Regions from separate parts of the Mus musculus genome. Here all the other regions are linked to region 3. Evidence: chromatin loops called from intact Hi-C (ENCODE). Cell type or tissue: gastrocnemius. All regions are shown on one strand. Each heading gives the region's core, and the rest is flanking DNA. Links, peaks and the distances in the headings are about the cores only. Region 1 overlaps Atp6v0d1 (ATPase, H+ transporting, lysosomal V0 subunit D1). Region 2 overlaps Atp6v0d1 (ATPase, H+ transporting, lysosomal V0 subunit D1). Region 3 overlaps Zdhhc1 (zinc finger, DHHC domain containing 1).

Region 1 (4,000 bases), core at 1-4,000, 51 kb before region 3:
GGATGGCCCTTGTTAGAGACCTGCTTCATTTAAAAACAATGGCACTTAGGTGCCACCTGAAGATGTCCCAGAGACCAGGTTGACCCTTCTACATGACTGCTTTCCTTAAGGAATGACTACTGGCTGAGAAGAAAGGTGTTTAAAGCCGGGCATAGTGGCTCGCGCCTTTAATCCCAGCACTCGGGAGGCAGAGGCAGGCAAATTTCTGAGTTCAAGACCAGCCTGGTCTACAAAGTGAGTTCCAGGACAGCCAGGGCTACACAGAGAAACCCTGTCTCGGGAAAAAAAAAAAAAGAAAGGAAGAAAGAAAGAAAGGAAGAAAGAAAGGAAGAAAGGAAGGAAGGAAGGAAGGAAGGAAGGAAGGAAGGAAGGAAGGTGGGTGTTTGAGGGAAGAACTAATAAGGATGGGAATCTAGACTGAAAAAAACTTTGGCTGAGTCCAGAGCCAGGCCAGGAGGGCACTACACAGATGCAGAGTGAGTGGTGCTGAGGGGCAGACAGTGACAACAGGGGTGGTTGTGTGCCTGCCACAGAGCAGGCAGTCTGTGTGAAGTAGACTCTCAGCGTGTAGTTTTAGGTGACCTACTCAACATTCACAATCCTAACACATTTAATATGCTGCTAAAATGAGGGCTGTTACCAGGCCTAACTTGCCCTGTAACTTGTGATAGAACCTGCATTCAGGGTTCTTTAGCCATGAAGGATACTTTTACTTGGCCCATTTCATGGTATTTTCTCACAGGAGAACCCCCTAACCTTGGAAGAGAAGTTGGGAAAGTTGTTTGTAGAGGGTCAACTTGGTCTCTGGGACATCTTCAGGTGGCCCCTAAGTGCCATTGTTTTTAAATGAAGCAGGTCTCAAGCAAGGGCCATCCCTGGTGTATAACAATTGCCTGTAGCCTACGTGTCCACTGGCAGAAATTGTGTGGTTTAACCTGTACTATCTGGGAGAATGACCATCAGTGGAAGTGGACACCTGGAAGGAACCTTTGTCCCAGGACATGGTCTCACATGTCTAGTGGGTCCCCAAAGCATCTCTTACCTCCTAAGTGAGGCCATGTTGCCTCACGTTGGCCCTTCATTGTCCTAGAGTGGTCACTGGGTTTCCTCAGGCCTTCTTATCCTGACTGTTCCCAATGAGGCTCTCGGGCTGCTGTGGGTTGTTCCCTTATTGCTCTTTAGGATGGAAAGGAAGCCAGCACTGACCCTGTTCTTTCTGACCTAGGAAAAAGCATGACTATGAGGGACCCTTCAGGATTCCAAAGGCTCAGATCAAATAGGATAACTCAACTGGGCCTTTGAGGAGGGTCAGGATTTTAATGAGGAGATGGTCAGAGCCTCACTAACTCTTCTGTAGTCCACATCTCATTCATTCTGGTTGCAAAGGGGAACTTGAGGCTTAAGGGGTAATGTGCTAAGTAGAAAAGGTCATAGCAGAGACTTCTGTTCATTTTCAGCCCTGGGTGGGGTTCCTTGGAACTAGATGTAGTTTAGTACAGATAATGTCACTAGCAACAAATGAGGCTCCTTGGTGGGGGCTGCAGATAGGCCATTTGGCACAAGTACCTGGTTATACACAGCCTGCCAGCCCAAGTGCAGAAAAGCTATGTTGCTCCAGCAGGTGGCACCAAAGGGCACAGTGGAGAGACAGGGTCGGCTAGGGACTCTAAAGGTTTCTTGAAGGAAGTAGCTTCCTAAACTGTAGCCTGAAACTTCTCCCACTCCAAGCTATTTGGAGGCACAGGGCAAGGGAGGGCCTTAGGGCAGAGGATTATAGACTGCTCTACCCCCTTCCCCCATCCCCCACTCCAAAAGGGCCTCTTTGGCCTGGCAGGCAGTGGGCCATCCACTCCCCAGCTGTCTTCCTCTGGAGGGAGATGCTGACCAGCTGGAACTTTATTCTCTCTTTTGAGGCCAAATGAGGGGAGACATGGCAAAGCAGCTTTCTGGGGGCAGGGAGGCAATTTCTGAAGACCAGGCAAAGAGGAGGGAGGTTTCCTGTTTGCTGAAGGTAGGAAGGCATATGGCTGGGTCTTATCTCTGCCAGGCCTGTCCTGCCTTCCATCTCCCAGGAAAGACGATCCTGAGCCTTGCTGTACAGGAAGGGAAAGCAGGGGCCTCCACTGAAGCAATCTTAGAGTTGGCCCCGGGGAGGGAAGTACTCAGCCTGGCACAGGATACAGGCTGGCCTGGCCTGTGTAGAAGGAGGAGTTAGAAGGGGCTGAGTGCTGTGATTGTGAGTGGCCCTAACTTGGCCCAGCATTTTTCTCTGTACTCAACTAAGGCTTATAGCAAGGAGAGGTTTGGGGAAGCTAGAAGGGAGGGGAGAGCTACTACTGACTTCTGCATACAGTGTCAGAGCTGAACCATGAACTACAGCTGGTTTCTTCTACTCACTAGAGGTATAGCAGTGAAGTCAGGTGGCAGCATTTCCCTACAGGGCTTTCTTCTGAGGCTGGTCCAGGGCTCTTAGAAGTACTCAGACAGTCTTATTCCAGTCTTGTCCCTAGCCTAAACAGATAAACAGAGACCCTGGCTTGTGGGCACAAGGGGGAAGGAAAAGTTTAGACTAAGGAAACTGGGGTTGTGGGGTCTCTCTGAGAGACAGAGGTGGGAGTTTAGAGCTAAAACATAAAGCTTTGGCTAAGCCGGGCGTGGTGGCGCACGCCTTTAATCCCAGCACTGGGAGGCAGAGGCAGGCGGATTTCTGAGTTTGAGGCCAGCCTGGTCTACAAAGTGAGTTCCAGGGCAGCCAGAGCCATACGGAGAAACCACATCTCAAAACAAGCAAACAAACAAACAAACAAACAAAAGCTTTGGCTAAAGGTAGCCATAGGTGTTTTATCTGTTGTGGCAGTAAGGTCACATAGAATCACTTGAATAATGTAAGTTCCAGAGATATGCTGTTGTTCTTCAGCATATCAAAAGGGGATATGAGGGGAAAAGGCATTCTTATCTCTGGGGTGAGGTCTCTCTGGATGTCTTAGGAAGACATTAGTTTTAGTATGGCTGGAGTGGGTGGAAGTTAACTGCCAGTTCTGTGGGGTCAAGGACAAGAGGCTGGCCATATGTTCCTTTTAGCTTGCAATTACAGATGGATCTTGCTTGAGACCCTTGTTTTTGGAAGGTGAGGTGTGACTCTTCTCAGTGCATATTCTGTAATGAACCATCTAGATTGGGTATGGAAAGAGATCAGCTGCCTAGCCCCAGGCCCAGGAGACTAGAGGTTAAAGTGGCATTGAATTGAGTGGGAGCTGTGTTCATCAAGCACAAGGAGTATGGGTTAGGCTGAGACAAAACTCAGGTATTTTGAGGGGCTTATAGGAGTACCACAGTGACTGATACACTGGGCCACCACCTTTTTCCTTTTATTCCTTTGGTACTGAGCCCCACCTCCTACCAAGGCCTTTCCTTGGTAAAGTCTCAGACTTAGGTACAAGGATTTGTTACAGGGATAGAGCCTAGCTCTGGACCTCCCAGAAACAGAACAAGAACTATGTCCAGGGCCAGATTGACAGTAGCCTCCATTTTTAGTCCTTACCCTTCCAAGGCCCAGCTTAGCCTTTAAGGACATTCTCCACTTCCTCTATACTCATAGTTTACTACTTGTAACAGGATGGATAATAGTTGGGACTACCCGGCTCCTCCTATTCTTTATACCTTCCCTTTTCCCCTACTACCTCATCCCCATAGGTGAGTACACAAAACTTTCTGTCCTAGCTCCTCTTTGGCTCTGCTTTTCAGTTGGAGACAAGTTGTCTTAGTTGTTCCTTGCCAAGTCTTAACTAGGCAGCCCCACCCTCCCCAGCTCCACAGCCCCCTCTGCTGTCCATGGTGCACAGAGTATCCGATTGCAGGGCAAGCCTATGAGACTAAGCCTAGAACTGACTTGAATCAGACCTGCTTCTGTATCTCATTCAGGTCCTCCTGAGTAATTGCTTGAACTGGCTCTAAAGAGTAGTGTATTTTTTTGTGTTCACAGTGGGGCTCTGCAGTCTGC
Region 2 (4,000 bases), core at 1-4,000, 71 kb before region 3:
AGAGCAAACCAGTAAACAGCACTCCTTCATGGCTTCTGCCTTAGCTCCTGCCTCCAGAGAACTAGTGGTGTTAGACACATTAGAACAAAACTACAGGGTATCAATCTTGCAACCAGGAGTAGAAAACATGAAGTGTGTGTAGGGGTAATATTGTGTCTGAATAGATACTGAAGTATTGTGTCTGAGTAGATAGATGTCCTGCTGGTGTGTGGAAGGCCATGGAGACCTCAGAAGCACTACTGCTCAAGAGGGATGAGAGTTAAGACTTAATTATTTATTTATTTATTTATTTAATATATATGAGTACACTGTAGCTGTACAGATGGTTGTGAGCCATCATGTGGTTGCTGGGATTTGAACTCAGGACCTTCGGAAGAGCAGTCAGTGATCTTACTCAGAGAGGTCTCCCTGTGGGAGGTTAGGTTAGGGGAAGACCTGCTCCATTGCTCCAGCACTGAGGGTCCCGATGAGATGAGACAGCCTTTATTTATTTATTTATTTATTTATTTATTTATTATTTATTTAAATTTTTATTTATTTAAATTTATTTATTTATTTTTTATTTATTTAAATTTATTTATTTAAGGCCTTTATTGTAGAAAGGCAGAGGGCGGCCATGGCCACGTGGAGGGGGGGGAGAAGAAGGGGGGAGAGGGGAGGGGAGCAAAGGGAGCATGAGTAAAAGCAAGAGAATAAGAGGTAAAAGATCGAGGAGGGGCAAGTAGCTCCTTTTATAGTGGGCTGTGCCATCCTGGATGTTGCTAGGTAACTGTGGGGAGGAGCATACCTGGCTATTGCCCTGTAACCATGGGGGTGGAGTCCAGACAATACCTGGAGCTTGGGGCATTGCCTAAGTGACTGATGGCCACACACCTCTCTGCAGGGGGCTGTGGGATGCTGTAGCTGCTACTGGAGCCTGGGGCCCAGGAGGCATGGCTGAACTCCCATTGTCCCATGAAGGCGGAAGTCACCACCCACCAAGTGTCCTGGGTTCCAGGCCTGTGCTCCATCAGGAACCAGGCTGCCTCTGCACAGTTCACGGCCCCACAGTTGTAGTGTTTAGTGCCCTTACGGTAGAACACTAGAGGAAGTTTTCTAAGTGCTGATTTAGAAATATATTGTTAGGGGCAAAGTTGTAAGCCATTGAGCGTAATCCTACTGTAGTCAAACACTAGAAGGCATGCATGTGAACAAGCATTTGGAAGCAAAGGCCCTACGCTGTCTAGAGAGGCTAGGAGGGAGGAAAGTTTTCAATGGCTAATTTATGTTTTCTTCTGCTGTTTGAATTTAAGAATAAAAAACATGGAATAGGGATAGAAAGATGGATAAGTGATTAAAAACACTAACTTTTTTAGAAGACCCAGGTTCAATTCCCAGTACCCACATAGCAACTCAAAATTGTCTTGTAACTCCAGTCCCAGGGTTTCTCTGTAGCCTTCCTTGGCTGTCCTGGAATTCACTTTGTAGACCAGGCTAGCCTCAAACTCAGAAATTTGCCTGCCTCTGCCTTCCAAGTGCTAGGAATAAAGGTGTGTGCCACCACTCCCGGCCTTTATTCATTTTCTTAAAAATGTGTATGACTGTTTTACCTGCATGTATGTATGTATGTACATATATGTACCGTGTACATACATGGTCAAAAGAGAGCATTGGATTTCATTGAACTGTAGTTAGGTATGGTTAGAACCCATCATATATGTGCTAGGAATTGAGTTTGGGTCCTTTACAAGTTCAAGTGTGAGTTTGGGTCCTTTACAAGTTCAAGTGCTTTAAGCTGCTCTCCAGCCCCCCTAAATTTCCATTGTTTATGATACATGTCTGCACCTCTCTGCAGGTGTCAGCAGTTTCACACCTGCAGGGTCTGATGGTTGGGGGAGATGGAGACCTAGAGTCTGAGGCATGATGACATTGGAAGAATGTGTTGAGTGAGAACTGGAGATGGAACACCCTCTTCTTGCCAAGAGCCAACCCCCTCATGGTTGTCCATAAACCATCATTCCTTTGTCCACAAGAGGGTGCACTAGGACCACTCTGCCACTAAGAGCCTGGATGGAGGTGCAGCATGGTTCTGCTGTACCTGTCTATGGCTGGTGTCCTTTAGGGTTCTGTCCTGGGCTCTTCTGTCACTGAGTCCACAGTTAGCCTCCCAGATTAGGTATAGGGTTTAGTGTTTCCTGTTTGTTTCTTTCTACTCTTTTCCCTCTGTGTCCCATATTCCAAGCATAGGAAGAAGACCAAGGACATTCTCTGATATCATTCTCTGTCCTGAAGCCTGGTACAGGATGCTCTGACCGTGACTAATACACTGTCTGCATTTACTTGCATCTAGATCATCTGGCAGGTGTCAGACTTGGAGCAGCAGCCATTGCAGTGTACTAGTTTACGAGCTCTTAAGATGTCTTGGGGGTTTCAAATAGGACCTTAAGGTTCCCCAGGGGCCGAGGCCTTGCTTTTCAGTCTCCTAGAAATATACCCTTCATGAGCAATTCACCCTTGGTGGTTCTCCCCTTGCTGGATCTACCCAGAACTCATCCATAGTATAGACTCTCTTCAGTTCCCTTTGGAACTCTAAGAAGGACACTTAGGCATGTGTGTGGCATATCCATATGTGTAAGTGACTCTGAGAGAACTAAGCATGGTACTAAACTCCACGTAAGAAATGTTGGCTCTGGTTACTCTTTTTTTTTTTTTTCCGAGAAGGTTTCTCTGTGTAGCCCTGGCTGTCCTGGAACTCACTTTGTAGACCAGGCTGGCCTCGAACTCAGAAATCCAACTGCCTCTGCCTCCTGAGTGCTGGGACTAAAGGCGTGCGCCACAACACCCAGCCACCAATGGTCACTGTTAAATTTGCAATGAATAGTTTGATTCATAATTTGATAATTACTGCTGTCTGAATAAACAGAAACAACAAACACCCTCAAGTGACACCTCTAAGTGATTTAATACAATGCCTGTGCTCTTTAATCTTTACTATGCTCCCTTTATTTTTATATTCTGATAGTGTTTTATTCTGAATAAAAACATTAGCCCCAGCTTAAAAAAAAAAAAAGAAATGTTGGCTCTATCATTATACCAACATGGAGTCATTAATAGGTAACTCACAATTCTTTATTTTTGTTGTTGTTCCCCTCTGCTCTCACTTGAATGCCTTTCCAGTGAGGTTGGTGCTTCTGCTTAGCCAGTATTGCAAGATTGACTTCCTTTGTCTCCCTGTTCCCTTTAAGAAGACAGGAAAATGAAAGATCACTTTAGCTAGACTGCTATTTCACAACCTAGATGGCTTTTCTGCCTATTCATACCCAGCATCCTGTAGTTTCCCTGATGGACTATGAATGTGTGCTCAGAGGCCTGGACTGGACTAACCATCTGAGGACAGACTGGCTGACTTTCAGCAGAGGAAAGGTTCTCGTAGGAAAAGCCCTTACTGGTTGCTGGACACTGTTAACCTAGCCAGCTCTGCCTGGTCTAGCCAAGGGTACTTGACTTTGGACATTCAGGCAATGGATTCAGGACTTGATCTCATCTAAGACTTCATATTTGGTTGGTAGATGAGGCCCCCTTCCTTCTTGCTTGTCTTGTTGCTGCTGTATTCTGAAGGCTTTAGACTTCCCCAGTGTCTTTCCTGTATCTGCTACTAGCCCTGCCAAGACTGCTTCACTGCTGCCTAGGCCACCAATCTAACCTGAACCTTTGAGTGGCCTTTGAAGGTTGTGTTACAGGGTGTCAGAATGACCTGGGCCTGACCAGACTAGGATATGGCAGATAGGTTCCTGAGGTAACTCATCCAACCTTCTTATTTTATCTGAGAAATTAGGTCCCAGCTAAAGCCAAAGGACTTACTCATAGTCTCCTGACACCTGTTTTAGTTCTTCAGGTCCAATTATTCTAGATTCTCTCTTTTTCCCTTCATTTACTATTTAATTTGTTTATTCAAGGCTCCCTGGGCTATACCTGTGTTTATTTAGCCCCTGACTCAGTAAGGGTGGTTAGTGGAAAGAAT
Region 3 (7,941 bases), core at 2,201-6,200:
TGTGAATTTCTCTTTTTGAGACATGGTCTCACCGTAGATCCCTGGCTACCCCAGAACTTACCATGTACACCAGGCTGCCCTCTAACTTACAGAGATCCATCTGCCTCTGCCTCCTGAGTGCTGGGATTAAAGGTATGTGTACCACACCTAGTGTGAGTATGGATTTTGAATATATAAAGATATAAAGTATTAATGCTAGTCAAAATATTCTAGTCAATAAGTTTTGGCAGTTTAGTATTATAGCAAGTATCAATAAACCTAAATTCTGAGTAATAGTGTTTAGAATTAAAAATATAAATTTCTTTCTGAGGGCAACTGAATGGTTTTCATATCATTTTTATCATAGGGTAGATTACATTCACTGTACTTTTCTGAGTTGTCCTGTATGCAAGTATGTGCACATGCGCACATGCATGTGTTTGTTTAATCTAGGGTGTCATATATGCTAGACAAATCCTTTATCACTGAACTATATTTCCAGCCTTCAAGTCTGTGTTTTAATGCATCTGTCTTCTTACTCCTATGGAGAAATCACAGCAACCTCAATCAGTCCTGTCTTTTTATACCTTAGAGACTATCAGACACAGGAACACATTTGATTGTCTTGAAGCCTAGAAATAGGAGACAAACCAGAGAGCTGGTTAACACAATTACATTTACTATGAAGTGAACATTTCCATGTAGGATTTGCCAGCAGGATCACTGATCTATGCACTCTGGGAGGCATCCATACCCCTACTTTTTAGACGAGGAATTCCAGTCCTCTTGGCTAATAAGTGCAAAGCCAAAGCCAAACTTAGTCGTCCTGGGTTAAATATGCTTGGCCCAAGTCTGTGTTTTAAGTGGCACTATTAGGAGTTGTGGTCTTTTTGGAGTAGGTGTGGCCTTGTTGGAGGAAGTGTATCACTGTGAGGGTGGGCTCTGAGACACTTTTCCTAGCTGCCTGGAAGACAGTCTTCCGGCTGCCTTTGGATCAAGATGTAGAACTCTAGGTCCTTCTCCAGCACCATGTCTGCCTGATGTTGCCATGCTTTCTGCCATGATGATAATAGACTGAACCTCTGAAACTATAAGCCAGCCCCAATTAAATTTTGTCCTTTATAAGACTTGCTTTTGTCATGGTGTCTCTTTCCAGCAATGAAAACCCTAAGACACTAGACCTGTTTCCTTCAAAGCCAGGGAATCTCCTATCCTATGTACTTCTTATCGAAGATGGGCTAAGGGATCAGAGGACTTGACCTAAGTCTCAGAACTAAACAAAGGTCACTCCATTTAGCTTTGAGATGAGACCATTCAGAGATGACTTCACACGCTTGCTTGGCCTGCAGGAATCTCTCAGCCTTAGGAGGGCTGAGGGAAGTGTGACTATGAGTGAATGTCCAGTAGTTGGGGTGACAGCCAGTTGGCAGAGGATGTAGGGTTAAAAGGTATGTCACTGAGTAATTGTCATGGCCACGTGGAAGGGGAGAGCTAGGAGGACTGAAGGCAGAACAGACAGGCACACTGCCTTGTAAGAGAGTATAAGAGTTCTTTAATTTTGATTGTTGACAGAGAGAGGTTCACACCTCAAAGTGTCTTAGCACTGAAGCTCAGGGTGTAGTGTTTTTAAAGGAAAACCCATAAACCACAATTACATCAATATTAGGTGAGGTCAGAGTAACCTTGAAACATTTGTGTAGTCAGAACATAGTAGTTATTTCAGACACAACACGACAATTAATTTCATTTATATTTTCAGTTATTTTAGTTTATGTTTGTATAAACACTAATTATTTTGGACTATGGTCAGGGTCATGGAAACCCCAAGAGTGCTGCCAAGGCAGATGTGACCGTTGGACAGATAGAGGGCTGAAAACCGAGCAGCCGCAAAATGGAGTCAGAGCACGATGGTAGCACCTTAGTCACCTTGGTTGGCCAGAATTATACATCAGTTAACTTATTCATATTTGGCTTTATTTCAGATGTTTTCACGTCAGCGAACATTCACTGAGCATCTACTACGTACAAGGTATAGCTCCTGAATCTTGGGGGAGGAGACACCGGGGGCAGAGGTGACTGTATTATAACATGGCCACTGTCTTCAAGGGAAGCTAGAGTAGCAAAATGGTAGATCAGGGATGGCAGAGTGTTCGCAACTGCAGCCACACTCGCAATAGGGACTGAACATAAGGGGCCCTGACTCCACCTGGGACCCCAGGGCAATCTTCCTCTATTAGGGGATGCTGTAGTGGGCGGGAAGATGCAGCTGCACTCTGGTCAGGAGGTCAGGTCATCCGAGCAGAAGCCCAGGTGCTTGAGGTGCCTCTTTTCCTCATTCAGTTTATTTTCTACTGTTGTGCGGCTGCAATGACTGCAGCTGACAGACAGAAGAACCCAAGGACGCAAAGATTACTCCTCATTGTCTCAGGGGCTCTAACCTATCATGGCAGAACAGCCCATTTCATGGTGGTGGAAGCTGTCACATCATAGCTACCCAGGCAGTGGCAAGGCAGGAGGTAGGCAGGAATAACACCGGTAAAGCCATCTCCATTCCCTCTAATAGTCCTATCTCCCCGAGTTTCCAGAAGCTCCCCAAAACAGCATCTCTAGCTTGAAATCAGACATTTGTAACCTGAGCCTGTGAGGGGCATTTCAGATTCCAACCAAACCGTATTAGCGTTTGCTGATTGTGGGTCAGGGCTCTGGAAAAGACTGCCTAACTGCCAGCTCCTGGCCTTCCCACCAAGCGCTCAGACCTGTCCTGTTTTCCCAGGCATAACACTGCCTGCCTGGTTTGTCTGCCCAGAAGACACTGGTAGATAGGGCTCTTTCTCCTGTAAGAACAGGCTAGTCCCCTGCTCTGTGGGAGTCTTGGTCAGCAACTGGGCTTCAGCAAGGCAGGGCAGGGTAGGGGGTTGCTGCCCTCTGGTGGTCTGGTTCTGGCCAAGGCCTGGCTTTTCTTGTAGCTTTCTTAGTGAGTGAAAGGACATTAGACCTTCACCCTTCTGAGTAAATCAGGCCCAGAGTGACTGGGAGAAACATGCTCATTTGTTCTGCTTGAAGGAATCAAAGAAGAGTCCTCCCTTCTCTTGTGTGCGGGCTCATCCCCAGCTGAGAAACCAGAAAGAACCCCTCTGAAGCCCAGGGGAGAAGTTGTTGGTCCCTGGTCCTAAAGGGATTATGTGCCTGCCAAGCAGTGAGCAGTGAGGCCAGCTCTCTCTGAACACCCCCACTGCCTGTTTCCTTCAGCAAAGAAGAAGGGGCCCCCCTCTCTGACACTTGATTTGGATCTCAGGACGGAGGTGACTAATCCTAACAGAATCAGCATGTGTTCTCATCGCTCTGGCCCCAGCCTGATATTGTTACCAGATGAGAACATGTCTTATTGAGTTTCACTCTTATGGCTGCAGAGACAGGACACTTTGAGTAACAGGCAGCCACACGGTGTCCTTTGAATAACTCTGGACCCTCCTCCCATGACCTGGCGAGGCTGGGGTCAGAATCTGCTCTTGAGTTTTGGGACAGTACTTTATTACCACCCTGCCCCCAACTGCATATTTTAATTAGGCTAAGACCCCAGGTTTCCCTGCAGAGTGTATAGCCCCTGCCAGTCCCTGCCATCCTGCTAAATCCTGGCTGTAGCCAGGCCCCTGTGCTCCCATCGGACCTTTTTAGGCCTAATGCTCTCTACTCTTCTCCCTCTGGAGATGAACATCTGCAACAAACCCTCCAACAAGACAGCCCCCGAGAAGAGTGTGTGGACAGCGCCCTCACAGGACAGTGGGCCTTCCCCAGAACTGCAGGGCCAGCGCTCTCGAAGGAATGGATGGAGCTGGCCGCCCCACCCGCTCCAGATTGTGGCCTGGCTGCTCTACCTCTTCTTCGCGGTGATTGGCTTTGGGGTCCTTGTTCCCCTCTTGCCTCACCACTGGGTGCCTGCTGGCTATGCTGTATCCTTGGAATATATGGGACTGGAAAAGTTGGGGAGATGGATAGTTGGAAAAAAACAGAAGCCTGAAGCTGGGTGCATGTGAGGTAGAGCAGGGTTGACTCAGTTGATTCTCTGCCAGGCTTCAACTTGTAACGTGACCCTTCCTCTGGTAAAAGCAAGTGGACAGCCCCTGCGTTTCTCAGAGCACTTAAAACACCAGAGACGGTCTCACAGGGCCCTAAAGCTTCTTCAGACTCGTTATACCTGGGCTACAGGAAGGGTGTGTTAGGGGTTGGGGAGGTAGCTCAGTTGGTAGAGTGCTTGCCTGGCATGTGTAAGGTCCTGGATCCAGTCCTCATTTGAGACAGCAAGTTTGCGAGCAATGACTCCACTTGTGAAAGAATTTGTCATGGTATAGTTTTTCCATATAAGTTTCTTGGTATACTTAAAATGTGGTTTTATTTATAATCACATTATTTTGCTATGCCTGAGACTATTTACACGCTTATTGATTTTAGGATGAGGGTGCTTGTGCCAAAAAGTGGCACAGATATGTCCTTCAAGCCCCTGGGAACAGTGCAAACACTAATTTGCTTGAGTCTTATAGTATAGACTGTTCCAGTCCTGACCACAGCCCCAAAGACCTACAAGGCTGGGTGCAGGGGGTGTAGGGTGCAGTAGCCTCTGTGTGCCCCTGTGTAGGGAGTTCCTATTTCTCTCTGCTGCCATCAGCCTCCTGAAGAAGATTTCTGAGAGAGAGAGAGAGAGAGAGAGAGAGAGAGAGAGAGAGAGAGAAGGAAGGAAGGAAGGAAGGAAGGAAGGAAGGAAGGAAGGAAGGAAGGGAAGGAAGGAAGGAAGGAAGGAAGAAAGAAAGAAAGAAAGAAAGAAAGAAAGAAAGAAAGAAAGAGAAAAGAAAAGAAAGAAAGAAGGAAGGAAGGAAAGAAAGAAAGAAAAAGAAAGAAAGAAAGAAAGAAAGAAAGAAAGAAAGAAAGAAAGAAGAGAAAGAAGCTGGAGAGCCCTGGTCTCGGCTCAGCCTCCTGTGCTCCTGTGGGCTGTGCTGGCCAGAGCAGCTTCTCAAGCCCCCTGGTTCAGCCTCCTCTGTCACACAGGAAGGGTTCCATTTGCTTCCAAGGGCGGGGTTGAGAATGACGGCATCTTAGGAAGCGCATGGCCATGAAGAGCTTTAACTGTTAATGCACGTGTGCGCTCTCGGCCCCGAGCCCTGGGATGTCGAGTGACAACAGCAGCTGAATAAAGGAACTCTAGAGAAGATTGTCACCTCAGACACTGGCAGAGTCACTGGGGCCTTCCTGGTTCACAAGAGCCCAAGGCTAGACCATCAACTTGGTGAATGAATGGGAAATGACTGTTCTTAAGGTGACCATGGGCCTTAGTGTGGTTAGGTGGGACATTCTCCTGTGGTCTGGAATAATTCCATCACTGACTGGGTTACCCAGGGGCCCACCTGCAGGGCATCGGGGACCCAGAGGAGTGACCACCTGGTGAGGAGCGAGAGCATCAGCAAGTAGCAGTAAATAAGCCACTTCCGTTTGCCAAACACCAGACAGGGACGGTCTCTACTAGTCCGGCTGATAGCCCTGTGGGGAAGGTATTCTCCCCACTAAGGAAGCATATTAGTTATGTTTCTCTTGCTGTGATGAAATACCGTGGCCCAAAGCAACTGATGGAAGAAAGAGTTTATTTTAGCTCATGGTTCCAGAAGGTTAGGTATTGTTCGCAATTGTGGGAAAGGTGTACCGGAGGCAGGCAGGAGGTCGGAGCCGGAAGCTGGCTGAGCACACCTTAGCTGCACTTGGAAAGCAGAACAAGGCTGTTAAGCCTCAAAGCCTGCCCACAAGGATGTCCTTTTCACAGAGGTTCTATAACCCCCCCAACAGCGCCACCAGGTGGTGGCCAAGTGAACATATGAACATACGGGAGACAGTTCTCACTCAAGACCTTCTGAAGAAAGGTGCTCAGACAGGATGGTGACTTTCTGAGGTCACACAACTAGTACCCAGTGAGGCCAGATGGGCTGCTCAGGCTGAGGAAGTGGACTGTTTTCTCTTTTTTTGAGCCATGTGGGAACTTCAAGAGCCCCTAGTCTGGCAGCCTGACCAGGGCTCTATGGTTCCCTCAGTGTCCTTTCATTAAGCAGGCTTTCAGGACCCCTTAGGAATGACGTGGGTACCAATTCCCCACTGTGGGCCTAGAATGGCCCTAGGCTTCAGGAATGCAAAGATGAGCTCTGGGTGTTTAGGGGCCAGGTGGAGGGGAGATGGGAGGGGGGTTGGACACATTGGTCACACCCCATGTAAATGTTGGAAAGGGCTCAGACCACAGTCTAGTCTGGCACACATCCGGCAGGCAGCATTCTTGGTGCTTGCAGCCTCCTTCTCCCAGCTTCCTGCATTCATGTGTGGCTCCCCTTTCCTCCCCTGCTGACAGCCAGTCATCACACTGCAGAGTTTACCTCCCCTCCCCCCCACCCCAGCTTCCCACCTTCCCTTCCCACTGCTCTCTGCCTCCCTGACCAAGTAACTCTCCCCTGTGTGCCCCTGCTCCTGGCTACCTACAGCTGCAGGCAAAGCACTCTTACAACTCTGTCTCACACACAGCTCACCCACCTTTCTCTTTCTTGATGTCTGCCCCCTCCCCCTCTCCTCTCCCTTTCTCCTGGACATTTTTGTCCCTACAGAGCCAGAGCACTCTTTCAAAACACACACACAAACACACACACACACACACACACACACACACACACACACACACACACCCTCTGATAATGTTTCACCAGCTCAAAATCTTTTTCCTGCCTTAAACGAGGCTGAAGATCTCGTTAGGTCTGCATGGCTTTCTCCATGTGCAGTCTTCCTGTCTATTCAGCTTCCTTTTATTTCCCCGTTTTGACAACAGTGGTGTCTTTCTAGAAGCCCTTGCTCACCACCCAGCCGATCAGAGGTCAAGAAGTGACAGATGAATGGGCCAATCTGCTTGGGAAATTATGGAATCATTAATACCCAAACTGCACAGGTCCTCTACATGTTTTGAGATCTTTTATTTCTTTAACATTTAACATTGGGAGAGCTCACATGGAAGCCTAGAATTATGTTATTGTTTCCCTTGAGAGCTCAGATTTTGGAAGCATGGACCGTCATTATTATCTGATAATCATGAGCTGGGACAATAATTTGGCCACTCCTCTGATTAACACCTCTCCTGTTCCTATAGCGCTTAGCCCCAGTCCTTGCCCTCTGCCTTGCCTTCCAAGGCCCTGTTATACATTTTTTTCCATATCTCAGCTGAGATGACACTTCTTCAGAGAAGTCTTCCAGATTCTGTTGAGCTAGATAAAGTCATCAGATACAAATACATATCCTCTCCTCTAACTGACCTGTTGTTTGTGCTTTCTGTCATGCAGCAGGGTTCTTAGAGCTCAGGGCCAACGTGCCTGGCACAGAGGAAAGACCTGTGCATTCAGCTGAGTGAATGAGCCCGTGAGGGAAGCTGGGAAAGCAGGCAGCTCAATGTTTGCCCACACCAAGTGTCTAGAGTTGGGAGAAGCCAGAGGAAGGCCAGCTTTGGCCCCTGGCTGATGCATGAACTTCAGCTAGAGAGCCACTTGGAGCCACTGTAGGCCTTGATGCAGGGAAGAGCTTAAGTGTAGGCTTTTGAAAGCTCATTTCTGGAACCCATACAGGGTAGACTGTGGAGAAGAGTGTGAGGTTCTTAAGTAACCCAGGCAAGAGGTGAAGAGCTGACCAATAGCATTGGCCGTGAGGACAGAGAGCTCAGGGCTGAGCTTCCATTTGGCTCTTTGAGCTCTGTACAGCAACTTCTGGAAGAGCCTGGCTCATTCCGACAGGTAGAGGAATCTGGCTACTGAGTGACGGTAAGGATGTAGGACAGTGGATGGGTAAAGGATGAATCATGCGTAGGTCCTGAGTGACAGAGGGATGCTGTCTGCCTGGCTAGCAGGTGGAACCTGTTGGTGAGTTTGTGTATATATTTTGCAGCCAGTAGGTAGCATA

Evidence for each region. A loop is a pair of places that touch in the nucleus more often than their neighbours do. Peaks named below come from ENCODE experiments on the same cell type or tissue, not always from the same donor. Only the 100,000 strongest peaks of a DNase experiment are listed, where the experiment ranks them.
Region 1: it touches region 3 in a loop (2.6-fold over the local background); 11 of 42 quality-filtered maps call a loop at or near these places.
Region 2: it touches region 3 in a loop (6-fold over the local background); 14 of 42 quality-filtered maps call a loop at or near these places.

Annotation. Positions count from the first base shown.
Region 1 is chr8:105,531,792-105,535,791 of GRCm38, reverse strand. All of the region lies in intron 2 of Atp6v0d1 (ATPase, H+ transporting, lysosomal V0 subunit D1), which reads left to right. Among named protein-coding and RNA genes, the nearest start is that of Hsd11b2, 15 kb to the right of the region's middle. In gastrocnemius, for the core only: CTCF peaks have their summits at 1,621 (motif pointing right) and 3,824 (motif pointing left); DNase peaks (open chromatin) are centred at 1,625, 2,119 and 3,812; H3K4me3 peaks cover 368 bases; H3K27ac peaks cover 3,034 bases.
Region 2 is chr8:105,552,298-105,556,297 of GRCm38, reverse strand. The region is part of intron 1 of Atp6v0d1 (ATPase, H+ transporting, lysosomal V0 subunit D1); the gene reads left to right. Among named protein-coding and RNA genes, the nearest start is that of Atp6v0d1, 12 kb to the left of the region's middle. In gastrocnemius, for the core only: a CTCF peak has its summit at 2,011 (motif pointing right); DNase peaks (open chromatin) are centred at 902 and 2,013; H3K27ac peaks cover 1,254 bases.
Region 3 is chr8:105,479,529-105,487,469 of GRCm38, reverse strand. Zdhhc1 (zinc finger, DHHC domain containing 1) reads left to right here. Exons shown (of 14, transcript NM_175160.5): 3 at 1,962-2,008; 4 at 3,043-3,281; 5 at 3,687-3,929. The coding sequence starts at 3,687. Among named protein-coding and RNA genes, the nearest start is that of Tppp3, 12 kb to the right of the region's middle. In gastrocnemius, for the core only: CTCF peaks have their summits at 2,908 (motif pointing left), 3,759 and 5,820; DNase peaks (open chromatin) are centred at 2,896, 3,775, 5,375 and 5,819; H3K4me3 peaks cover 210 bases; H3K27ac peaks cover 2,421 bases.